Regions from separate parts of the Homo sapiens genome. Here region 1 is linked to region 2. The links are chromatin contacts, found by Hi-C or POLR2A ChIA-PET in ENCODE. All regions are on one chromosome and are shown on one strand. The core of a region is the stretch at or near the end of the contact, and the rest is flanking DNA. Distances in the headings are between cores, read along the strand shown.

Region 1 (5,397 bases), core at 2,028-4,527, 190 kb after region 2:
GACCCCTCTCTGAGTCTGGACACCTGAGTAATCACTGCCCTTGCCTTCTACTCAGCTCTGAGGGGCATGGCTTCTGGGGCATCTCTACCATCAGAGAGAGGATAGCACAACCTGGTCACCCAAAACTTCTCATCCATCTGCTCAATAATCCAGTGTCTCTGAGCTGGGTGTGATGGTGTGTGCCTATAATCCCAGGTGGTACTCAGGAGGCTGAGGTCGGAGGATGGCTTGAGCCCAGGAGTTGGAGATCAGCCTTGACAATGTAGCAAGAGACCCAGACAAAAAGAAAATCATCCAGGGTCTTTGTTGGCTGTTTATTTATTATTTTATTTTATTTATTTATTTTTTTAGGCAGTCTTGCTTTGTCACCCAGGCTGGAGTGCAGTGGCGCGACCTTGGCTCACTGCAACCTCTGCCTCCCAGGTTCAAGTGATTCTCCTGCCTCAGCCTCCCCAGTAGTTGGGATTACAGTCATGTGCCACTGTGTCCGGCTAATTTTTGTATTTTTAGTAGAGATGGGGTTTCACCACGTTGGCCAGGCTGGTCTTGAACTCCTGACCTCAAGTGATCCGCCCACCTCAGCCTCCCAAGGTGCTGGGATTACAGGCGTGAGCCACCGTGCCCGGCCCTTGTTCATCTTTTTATATCCAACTCCCAGCAGACAACATAGTATGCTGCTATGTAAGTTCATCAAATAAATATTTGATGAATGGATGTATGAATGCAAGCTGTGTTTTTTTTTTTCTTTTTCTTGCAGATAAGTCACAATTCCAAGACCCAGTAGTCTGAGAAAGTAGAGAATAGTAGTTTTCCAAAGGGCAAATTCCCAGAGATTTGAAACAATTTCCCAAATAAATCTAACACTGATAACCTCAACTCTCAGAAAATGTCCTTAATTCTCTATTTTGCTTTGTGTGTGGAGATCAAGTCCTTGAGCAGCTAACAGGAAGGACCAGATACACAGGGCCTTGGAAGGTTGCCATCCAATGTGAATCTAAACCTCTGGGCTGACACACCAACATGCAAACATTCCTGCTATTATATAGCTTTAGTGGACAAACTGAGGCCTTGAAAATGAATCTCTGGGTAAATGTGGAATAATTTCTAGCTATGGCCCTTCCTCAACAGAGTGTAGTAAAATTGTGCAATGTAAGAGGTTCTTAACCTCATTGTGCATGAACATTATTCACAATATATTAGTAGTAAATATATTTAATGCTGGCTAGTCATGGTGACTCACACCTGTAATCCCAGCATTTTGGGAGGCCAAGGTGGGAGGATCACTTGAGGCCAGGAGTTCAAGGCTGCAGTGAGCTATGATTGCATCACTGCACTCCAAACTGGGTGAGAGACCAAGGCCCTATCTCCAAAAACAACAACAAAACACATTTAATGGTTACTATGAGACAAGCATTGTGCAAAGTGTTTTATATGCAAGAACTCATTTAACTCTCATACCAATCATGACATATGACATGGGTTCTACGATTAACCCCACTTACAGATGGGCAAACTGAGGCACCGGCACAGGATTTGACCCCAGTCAGATCTCGAGCCCCCGCTCATAACTTTATGCCAAAAACAAAACAAAACAAAAACAAAAAAAGAACGTGTTTTTGAGAACTATATTTAAAATGTCTTCATATTGCCTCCTACAGCATTCTTTTCTAAAAGGAACATTCCAAATAGTGTGTGGTCTTCAGACCTAGAATCTCTGCAGCCCAAATTCTGGCTGACTCCTCACAGAAACACATGAGCAGCCATGAGTATGGGCAAAAATTCTGCACTGGCCGGGCGCGGTGGCTCACACCTACAATCCCAGCACTTTGGGAGGCTGAGACGGGTGGATCACCTGAGGTTTGTTTGAGACCAGCCTGGCCAACATGGTGAAACCCCATCTCTACTAAAAACACAAAAAATTAGCCGGGTGTGGTGGCGTGCACCTGTAATCCCAGCTACTCAGGACGCTGAGGCAGGAGAATCGCTTGAACCTGGGAGGCAGAGGTTGCAGTGAGCCGAGATTGCACCACTGCACTCCAGCCTGGGTGACAGAAAAAAAATTGTGCCCAGACCTCAGTGGTCTCCTCCTGTAACTGAGGCAATGCAACCCGCTTTGTGGACAGGGTAGGGTGGGAGAGGTGAAGGCACCAGCACTCCTGGGTTTGTCTGAGGGCCACTCTGGATGACCACCGCAGATGCAGGTCTCTGGATAACCTGTTTCATGGCAGTGGGGCTGTCGGACAGAGTGCCCACTCTCCAAATCTTACCAAATTATCCCCCGCATCTGCATGTTTCTCTTTTTATATTCAGTTCCTTTGAGAAAAATGTCCTTTAAAAAAAAAAAAACTGAGATGGGGTCTTGTTGCAATGCCCAGGCTGATCTCAAACTCCCGGGCTCAAGTGATCCTCTCGCCTTAGCCTCCCAAAGTGCTGGGATTACTATCCTGAGCCACTGCAGCCAGCCAACAGAAAAACTTTCTACCTGCTTCTTCAATTCATACTCAATGGCCTTCACAAAAGAGTAAGAAAAATAAAGAAAAAAGTTAAAGGGTCTCCCTGCCAAGGATGAAGACAGAGCTCCAGGGACTTCTGCAGAGGGAGAGGGGCTGACGATTCTAATGGTCATAGGAGCCAAAATAACAACAGTATCAACAGCTATATCTTCCGGACTATCTTTTTTTTTCTATTTCCCAAAAGTATAACTGCAATACTTTATCTTAAATGATATTTATTTATCATCATCTATATAGTTTTTGGAGGCTGGGCACCATGGTTCACGCCTGTAATCCCAGCACTTTGAGAGGCTGAGGTGGGCGGATCACTTGAGCCCAGGACATTGAGACCAGCCTGGGAAACACAGCGAGACCCTATCTCTACAAAAAAATACAATAATTAGCTGGGCCTGGTGGCGCACACCTGTGGTCCCAGCTACTCAGAAAACTGAGCTGGGAGGATCCCTTGAGCCCAGGAGGTCAAAGCTGCAGTGAGCTGAGATTGTGCCATTGCACTCCAGCCTGGGAGACAGAGCAAGTCGTTGTCTCAAAAAATAATAAATAAATACATAAAAATTAAAAGACAGTTTTTAGGGGTCCCCCAAACCCAATTTTCCCGTTGGATAAAACCCAAATAGGATATAAATGCATGGAAGAGTTCAGAAGCAGACCCTTATATTTTCAAAACAAAAAGTACCACCCTTGACTTGGTTTGGAGAACAAATATGAACCTTGGAGCCCTCTCTGAAGCTGGCTCCCTTCTCACGGGCGTGGCAGGCCTTGCCTTCTGCACTTACATGTCCCAAGAGGCATCAGCCTGCCCGCTGAAATCCGAAGCCACATAATGTCAACACAGTACTCCTGTGTAAATATCTGGTCCAGGGAAAATGCCTTGAACGCTTGTACAACCAATTTTCTGGCAGGCAGTGAGATGAAAAGGAGAATTAATGCATGCATTAAAATAATTTCTTTTGAAAACCCAAACAATTGCTGTGCATCCTTCATCACAACACACACTAAATGGCCTTTTCCTACCGCCCTCTCTCTCTCCAGGCATCTTGCCCACCCCCAGCTCTCCTAATAAAGAGCACACTAAGTCTTTAGCTCTGCTGGCAAGGAGAATTAAATTGCTATTTGCCACCTGGTGTTGTCTTACTTAACGTACTTCCAAATTGCACTTAAACTTCCCTTTGGAACTCAGAGTTTAAATGCTAGAACGAAGGAAACAAAGCAAGAGAGAAAAACAGAAAAGAAAAGTGAAAAAATTTACATAATTTGCAAACACTGTCTTTAACAGTGTTAAAAAAGTAGTCTTTTTTCTTCTCTTTGCCTTCATCTTCTGTTCGTCATCTCATTTGTTTCCTCTTGTTCATCTTTATTTTTATCCTTCAGAATTTAATCAAAGAAGAAACACGTTTCTTCCCATTACAAAACCATACTCGAGTTCAAAATGGGGTACTCTGAGTGTTTTAAATAGATTTTTTTTTTTTTTTTTGAGACCGAGTCTTGCTCTGTCACCCAGGCCGGAGTGCAGTGGTACAATCTCAGCCCACTGCAACCTCTACTTCCTGGGTTCAAGAGATTCTCCTGTCTCAGTCTCCTGAGTAGCTGGGATTACAGGCATACACCACTATGCCCCACTAATTTTTGTATTTTTAGTAGAGAGGGGATTTCATCATGTTGGCCAGGCTTGTCACAAACTTCTGACCACAAGCGATCTGCCTGCCTCGGCCTCCCAAAGTGCTGGGATTACAGGCATGAGCCACCACGCCTGGCCATTTTTAGTAGAATTTTATCCCAGAAGCTCTGTGATCCTGTCCATTGTAACCCTGTTTTTAAGTTTTCAGGGTCCCTTTCTTTTCTCCATTTAATTTCTTCTTCTCCTCCTCCTTTTTCTTCTTTTTTCCCCCCCACCCCCAGAGTCTTGCTCTGTTGCCCAGGCTGCCATTCAGTGGCATGATCATGGCTCACTGTAGCCTCAACCTCCCAGGCTCAAGAGATCCTCCCACTTCAGCCTCCCGAGAAGCTGGGACTACAGGTGCAAGCCGCCATGCCCGGCTAATTTTTTATTTTTTGTTGAGATAGGGTTTTGCCAGGTTACCCAGGCTGGTCTCAAACTTCTGGGCTCAAGCAAACTGTCTGCCTTGGCCTTCCAAGGTGCCGGAATTACAGCTGTGAGCCACCACACCCAGCCCATTTAATTTATTTGTTCAGCAAACACTTTGTTGAGAATTGATTCTTGTCTAGCACCATGACCTTTTCTTTTCCCACTGTTTTCTTTCTGTTTAGCTCAATTATCAACTACCAAGGCAGCAGAATCATAAAATTCAAGAGCTCCCTCAACTGCACAAAAGTCCACTCTTTTCAACTGTAAGACATTCTTCCCTCTGCAGTTTTTTGTAATATGAAGAATTTTAATTAGCAAAAAGTTTTATAAGACGTTATCAAATAACAAATACTTAATTTCTTTTCTTTTTTTTTTTTTGAGACGGAGTCTTGCCACCATACCTGGCCTATTTACAGGCATCCTGTTTAAGAGATGTTTCAGGCCGGGCGCGGCGGCTCACACCTGTAATCCCAGCACTTTGGGAGGCCGAGGCGGGCGGATCACAAGGTCAGGAGATCAAGACCATCCTGGCTAACGCGGTGAAACCCCGTCTCTAATAAAAATACAAAAAATTAGCCAGGCGTGGTTGCAGGCGCCTGTAGTCTCAGCTACTCTGGAGGCTGAGGCAGGAGAATGGCGTGAACCCAGGAGGTGGAGCTTGCAGTGAGCCGAGATTGCACCACTGCACTCCAGCCTGGGGGACAGAACACAAGACTCCGTCTCAAAAATAAAAAATAGAAGAGAGACGTTTCAGGCCAGGTGAGGTGGCTCATGCCTACAATCCCTGCCTTTGGGAGG
Region 2 (5,451 bases), core at 1,167-3,666:
CCTGTGTTGCCCGGGCTGGAGTGCGGTGGTATCTCAGCTCACAGCAGCCTCTGCCTCCCGGGTTCCAGAGATTCTCCTGCCTCAGCCTCCTGGGTAGCTGGGATTACAGGCATGTGCCACCACACCCAGCTAATTTTTGTATTTTTAGTAGAGACAGGGTTTCACCATGTTGGCCAGGCTGGTCTCGAACTCCTGACCTTAGGTAATCTGCCCACTTTGGCCTCCCAAAGTGCTGAGATTACAGACCTGAGCCACCATGCCTGGCCCAGAAACCTTTTTCTTAGTCAAATTAGCAATTGCTACAGTCTGTCACTTCAGACAAGGCTGTGAAGAGGTGTGTGCCGGACAGGTCTTAGCATGTAGAATGTTGAATCCCCTTCTCTGATTCACTTCTCTTCTATGATGGCTTACAGAGAATTTGTAGACAGTACAGAACTGCTTCCTGGTGTGCATGTGTGTGGTGTGTGTGAAGAGAGAGGGAGAGACAGAGACAGGGAGGGAAAGAGAGGGGGAGAGGGAGGGGGATCCTACTGAATAGAGGCAATATAAGTAAAACCACAATTACAAAGTTTTTTTTAAAATAAAAAAAATCTGCCTAACTTTTCATGCCTAATACAATCAAAGTTATTAATAATTAAGATTTCCAGAACGTGTTTATTAAAATAGTAATTCAAATAAGCTAGGGGATAATCATACTAAAAAAGAAATTCTAAGGCTGGGCGCACCTCATGCCTGTAATCCCAGCACTTTGGGAGGCCGAGGCAGGTGGATCACCTGAGGTCGGGAGTTCGAGACCAGCCTGACCAACATGGAGAAGCCCTGTATCTGCTGAAAAAAACAAACAAAAAAAAATAGCCAGGCGTGGTGGCACATGCCTGTAATCCCAGCTCCTCAGGAGGCTGAGGTAGGAGAATCACTTGAACCTGGGAGGTAGAGGTTGCAGTGAGCTGAGATTGTGCCGTTGCACTCCAGCCTGGGCAACAAGAGCAAAACTACATCACAAAAAAATTTTAAAAATTTTTAAAAAAAAGAAATTCTGGGCCTGGCACGGTGCTCACACCTGTAATCCCAACACTTTGGGATGGCGAGGCAGGCGGATCACGAGGTCAGGGGTTCCAGACCAGCCTGGCCAATATGGTGAAACCCCACCTCTACTAAAAATACAGAAATTAGCCTGGCATGGTGGCACGTGCCTATAGTTCCAGCTACTCAGGAGGCTGAAGCAGAAGAATCACTTGAACCCAGGAGGCGGAGGTTGCAGTGAGCCAAGACGGCGCCACTGCACTCCAGCCTGGGCTTTTTGAGACTTCGTCTCAATTAAAGAACAGAACAGAACAGAACAGAACAGAACAGAACAGAACAGAACAGAACAGAACAGAACAGAACAAAAAGAAAAGAAAAGAAAAGATTAGATTCTAGGCCAGGCGTTCACACCTATAATTCTAGCACCACGGGAGGCCAAGGCAAGGGGCTTACTTGAAGCCAGGAGTTTGAGATCAGCTTGACAACCAAGTGAGACCCTGACTCTACCAAAAAAAAAATTAAATTAAATTAGCCAGGCATGGTGGCATATGCCTGTAGTCCCAGCTACTTGGAAGGCTGAAGGCTGATGCGGGAGGATGGCTGAGCCCAGGAAGCTGCAGTAAGCCAGGATTACACCAGTGCACTCTAGCCTGGATGACAGAGCAAGATCTTATCAAAAAAAAAAAAGCCAATTCTCAAAGAAAAATCCCCATTTAAGTATAGAAGGTATATTACTGAACTCCGGCATGTACATATTCATACCATGCTGACTAATTACATGGCTGATCAAGCAGCCAGAAACTGATCCTGATTCCAATTACTATTGAGTTTCTTCATGATACAGAATAAAAATGTCTGAGAATCTCAAGTTCTCCATGCTCCTTGACAAAGCTTAGAAGTTAATTCAGTATTACCACTAGACTCTAGGTGGCACTCGAGGAATTGCTCAAGAAAACCCCGAGCACATTGCCAGATACTTAGGTCCACCCTTACTAACGTCCAGGAGTCCACAAAAGGATTCCTCATGTGTTGTACTTCTGCTTCTGGACTCCTTCGCCTCACCCTCAGCCCTCCAGGCAGGAAGAGAGGGACAGGGCAGGCACACCTAACATGGGATTGACAGTTCCAAAACCTGAAGCCTTCAGTTTTCAATCTGACCTTGTTTGGAGGACCTAATTTGGAAACCAGACCTTGATTTGCATACAGAACCTTCCACCTCACCTACCCCTCCCCCTAAAAAAAAAAAAAAAAAAAATATATATATATATATATATACACACACACACACACACACAAACATACATTTCAGACCTTTTAGAATATTTCAGATATATTCTAAACTTGGCTGGGCACAGTGAGTCATGCCTTGTAATCCCAGCACTTTGGGAGACCAGGGCGGGTGGATCACCTGAGGCCAGAAGTTTGGTATCAGCCTGGCCAACGTGGTGAAACCCTGTCTCTACTAGAAATACAAAAATTAGCCGACGTGGTGGCGCATGCCTATAATCCCAGCTACTCAGTAGGCTGAGACAGGAGAATCGCTTGAACACGGGAGGCGGAGGTTGCAGTGAGCTGAGATGACACCACTGCACTCCAGCCTGGCCAACATAGAACAGGTAGTGTATAACAAGATTATTGATACATAAGTTGAGAAATAGGTTAGAAAATCCAAGAACAAAATCCAAACATTAAAATGAACAAATCATCTGCAGCAAATCTAGATAGCTAGTAGGAGTGATCTTTCTGCTAAAGAAATGCCAATAGGTCAAAAATAAAAGTTTCATTTCTAAAGAAAGAACAGACCAAACCCCAAGTGTCATTCCACAAGGTTTCACAAAGCACATCTGTCAATGTCTAAAGCATCCCAGAGGCAGTGGTGGGGAGATCAATGGTGCCTTTCTCTGCAGTGGCATTTACCACGGTGTTACTGATAGTGCAGGAATTTAAGGCTACAAAATTGTCACCTATTCATCACTGAACCATAAAAACACAATGGGGAAAAAAGATATTTGATAGCCTTTGGCACTGAAAAATGCCTAATGATTTAAGATGATTTTGTTTCTAGCCATATTGGAAAAGTATTTGCTAGATGATTCTAAGCATTAAGGCATTCACATAGGGGTGATATCGGACAAACTCATCTTTCTAGTCCAGGCCAGTAAGACCAGCCCCAAAATTGACAGCCAGCTTGAATAGGCATGGCAAATTAAGCAGAATATAAATATCAGCCACTGAGGCTAATGTTTATTTTTAAATTCCACAAGAAACAAATAATATTGTGATGACATTATTAAGGATAACACATCATGCTAAGCTCCATTCTCCTCCGTGCAGCCTGAAGGAGAAACCATCTGCTGCTTTAATGTTCCAAAGTTACATAAAGGGGAATGAGAAGAAGGGATGTTCTTAAACTAGGGGAAGAGGAGGTGCAGTACACTAATGGTGCATGTCTCCTGCTCAGCCTTTAACTTCCTGCATGGAGTGAGGATGGATACGGATTGTCCTCAAGCGGCCTGAAATGGTCAAGGTGGAAAAATAAGCAAGACAGTAACTACCACGGGTTCGTAAATGCAAGAAAAAAACAGCTAAGCAACAAATAATTCCTCATCTGCAACAACTACAAATGAAAACCATCAAGACTCCAGGACTATGTGCCGAGACAAGCCTCTTTTCTGGCAAATGTCTTGACCTTATCAAAAAAGCTCAGTAAATTTCTTGGCCTTATCAAAAAAGTTCTGTGGTTACTAGCATAAAAATACCTTCCTCTGGAGAACCCTTCTCTTTTCATTATAGTATTGTCTATCATGAGATTTTGTGGGTGCTCTCTACCTGATATAACCTGCTCAGTGCAACTGAATCATAGTCACTGCATCATATCAAAGTTTTGAACTAGGAGTCAGTCATCTATCACAGTTCACATCCATGTGAGTAGCTTCAAGAGAGTTCAAAATCCAGGAAGAGCAGAGAGAGGAAGATGAAAAACAGACGTCTCTCCTCCTCCAAACCTGGCTCTATAGCATTATTCTGACTCCCACAATATATATATTCAAACACAGGAAGAAGAAAACACTCCAAAGCCTTTTATCTTCAAAGATATATCTTATGGTACATATTTAATTTTCATTGATAAGCAAAAGAAGAAAAACTTGGCCAGGCACAGTGGCTCATGCCTATAATCACAGTACTTTTGGATGCTGCAGTGGGAAGATCGCTTGAGCCCAGGAGTTCAAGACCAGGCTGGGCAACATAGCAAAACCCCGTCTCTACTAAAAATTTTTAAAAGTTTGATTTTTTTTTTTAAGAGAAACTTATTTGCATAATAGGACCTTCTCAAAGCAAAGATAGATTGGGTATTAATTCATTTCCATTCCATTCATTCATTCATTCAACAAATGTTTACTGAATGCTTATGAGCATTGTTCTAGGACATGGGGATACAGCAGTGAACAGAACAGATTAAAACAGGTGGGAATGTAAATTAGTACAAACTCTATGAAAAACAGCATGGAGATTTCCCAAAGAACTAAAATTACAACTACCATTTGATCCAGCAATCCCACTACTAGGTATCTACCCAAAGGAAAAGAAGTCATTATATCAAAAAGATACCTGCACTCATATATGTATCTCAGCACTAGTCACAATAGCAAAGATAGGGAATCAACCTAAGTGTCCAACAACAGATGACTAGATAAAAGAAAATGTGGTATACAGACACAATAGAATACTATTCAGCCATAAAAAAGAATGAAATCATGTCTTGCAGCAATATTGATGGAACTGGAGGCCATTATCCAAAGTGAAACAACTCAGAAAGTCAAATACCACACGTTCTCACTTATAAATGGGAGCTAAATAATGTATACACACGGACACAGAGTGTGGAATGATAGACGGTGGAGACTCAGGAGGATGGGAGGGGGTGAAGGATGGGAAAGTACTTAATGGGTACAGCAACATATTGAATGATGGTTAAAAGCCAAGAATTCACCACCACACAATATATCCATGTAACGAAACTGCACTTGTATTCCTTACGTTTACACAATTTTAAAAACATTAAAAAAAAACAGAAAAAATTACCTTACCTACTAACAAAATTATGCACCGTAAGAGAGAAGCAGGTGATAATTTGCTTGCAACAAATGAAAAGGAACTGGACCCTTCTCACAAAATACTGATTTTCACATAATTTAATGACTTGATGTTCTGAGTATCTGCATTAAAATGTGATTTAAAAAAAAATTTAAGGTATCTGACACCTCACATGGTCCTCTAACATAGGTACAAAAACATATTCCAAAAGGATGTATTTAAAATTTGGCTTTCAATCCTATGATAAAAGTAAAATTCTACTAGGAAGAATAAAAATATAGTACTCTTTGACAAAGCTACACCTATGTGTCTAAAAGATTTATAGTGAAAAGG

Evidence for each region. A loop is a pair of places that touch in the nucleus more often than their neighbours do. ChIA-PET counts read pairs that join two places held with the same protein, here RNA polymerase II (POLR2A). Pooled maps may share reads with other maps.
Region 1: a loop to region 2 is called in a map of PC-3, with 10 times the contacts of the local background. The contact joins two enhancer-like sites. A Hi-C loop is called at or near these places in 1 of 168 maps with a recorded cell type or tissue (PC-3) and 2 of 50 pooled maps. POLR2A ChIA-PET finds 5 or more read pairs at or near these places in 3 of 52 experiments (OCI-LY7, PC-3 and WTC11).

What each region holds. Positions count from the first base shown.
Region 1 is chr10:34,858,379-34,863,775 of GRCh38, forward strand. No RefSeq gene overlaps it. Among named protein-coding and RNA genes, the nearest start is that of PARD3-DT, 45 kb to the left of the region's middle. Within about 2 kb of position 3,278, at least 5 of the 41 ENCODE cell types and tissues checked have a DNase peak (open chromatin) inside an H3K27ac peak, as active enhancers do.
Region 2 is chr10:34,664,520-34,669,970 of GRCh38, forward strand. The region is part of intron 2 of PARD3 (par-3 family cell polarity regulator); the gene reads right to left. Among named protein-coding and RNA genes, the nearest start is that of PARD3, 150 kb to the right of the region's middle. Within about 2 kb of position 2,417, at least 3 of the 41 ENCODE cell types and tissues checked have a DNase peak (open chromatin) inside an H3K27ac peak, as active enhancers do.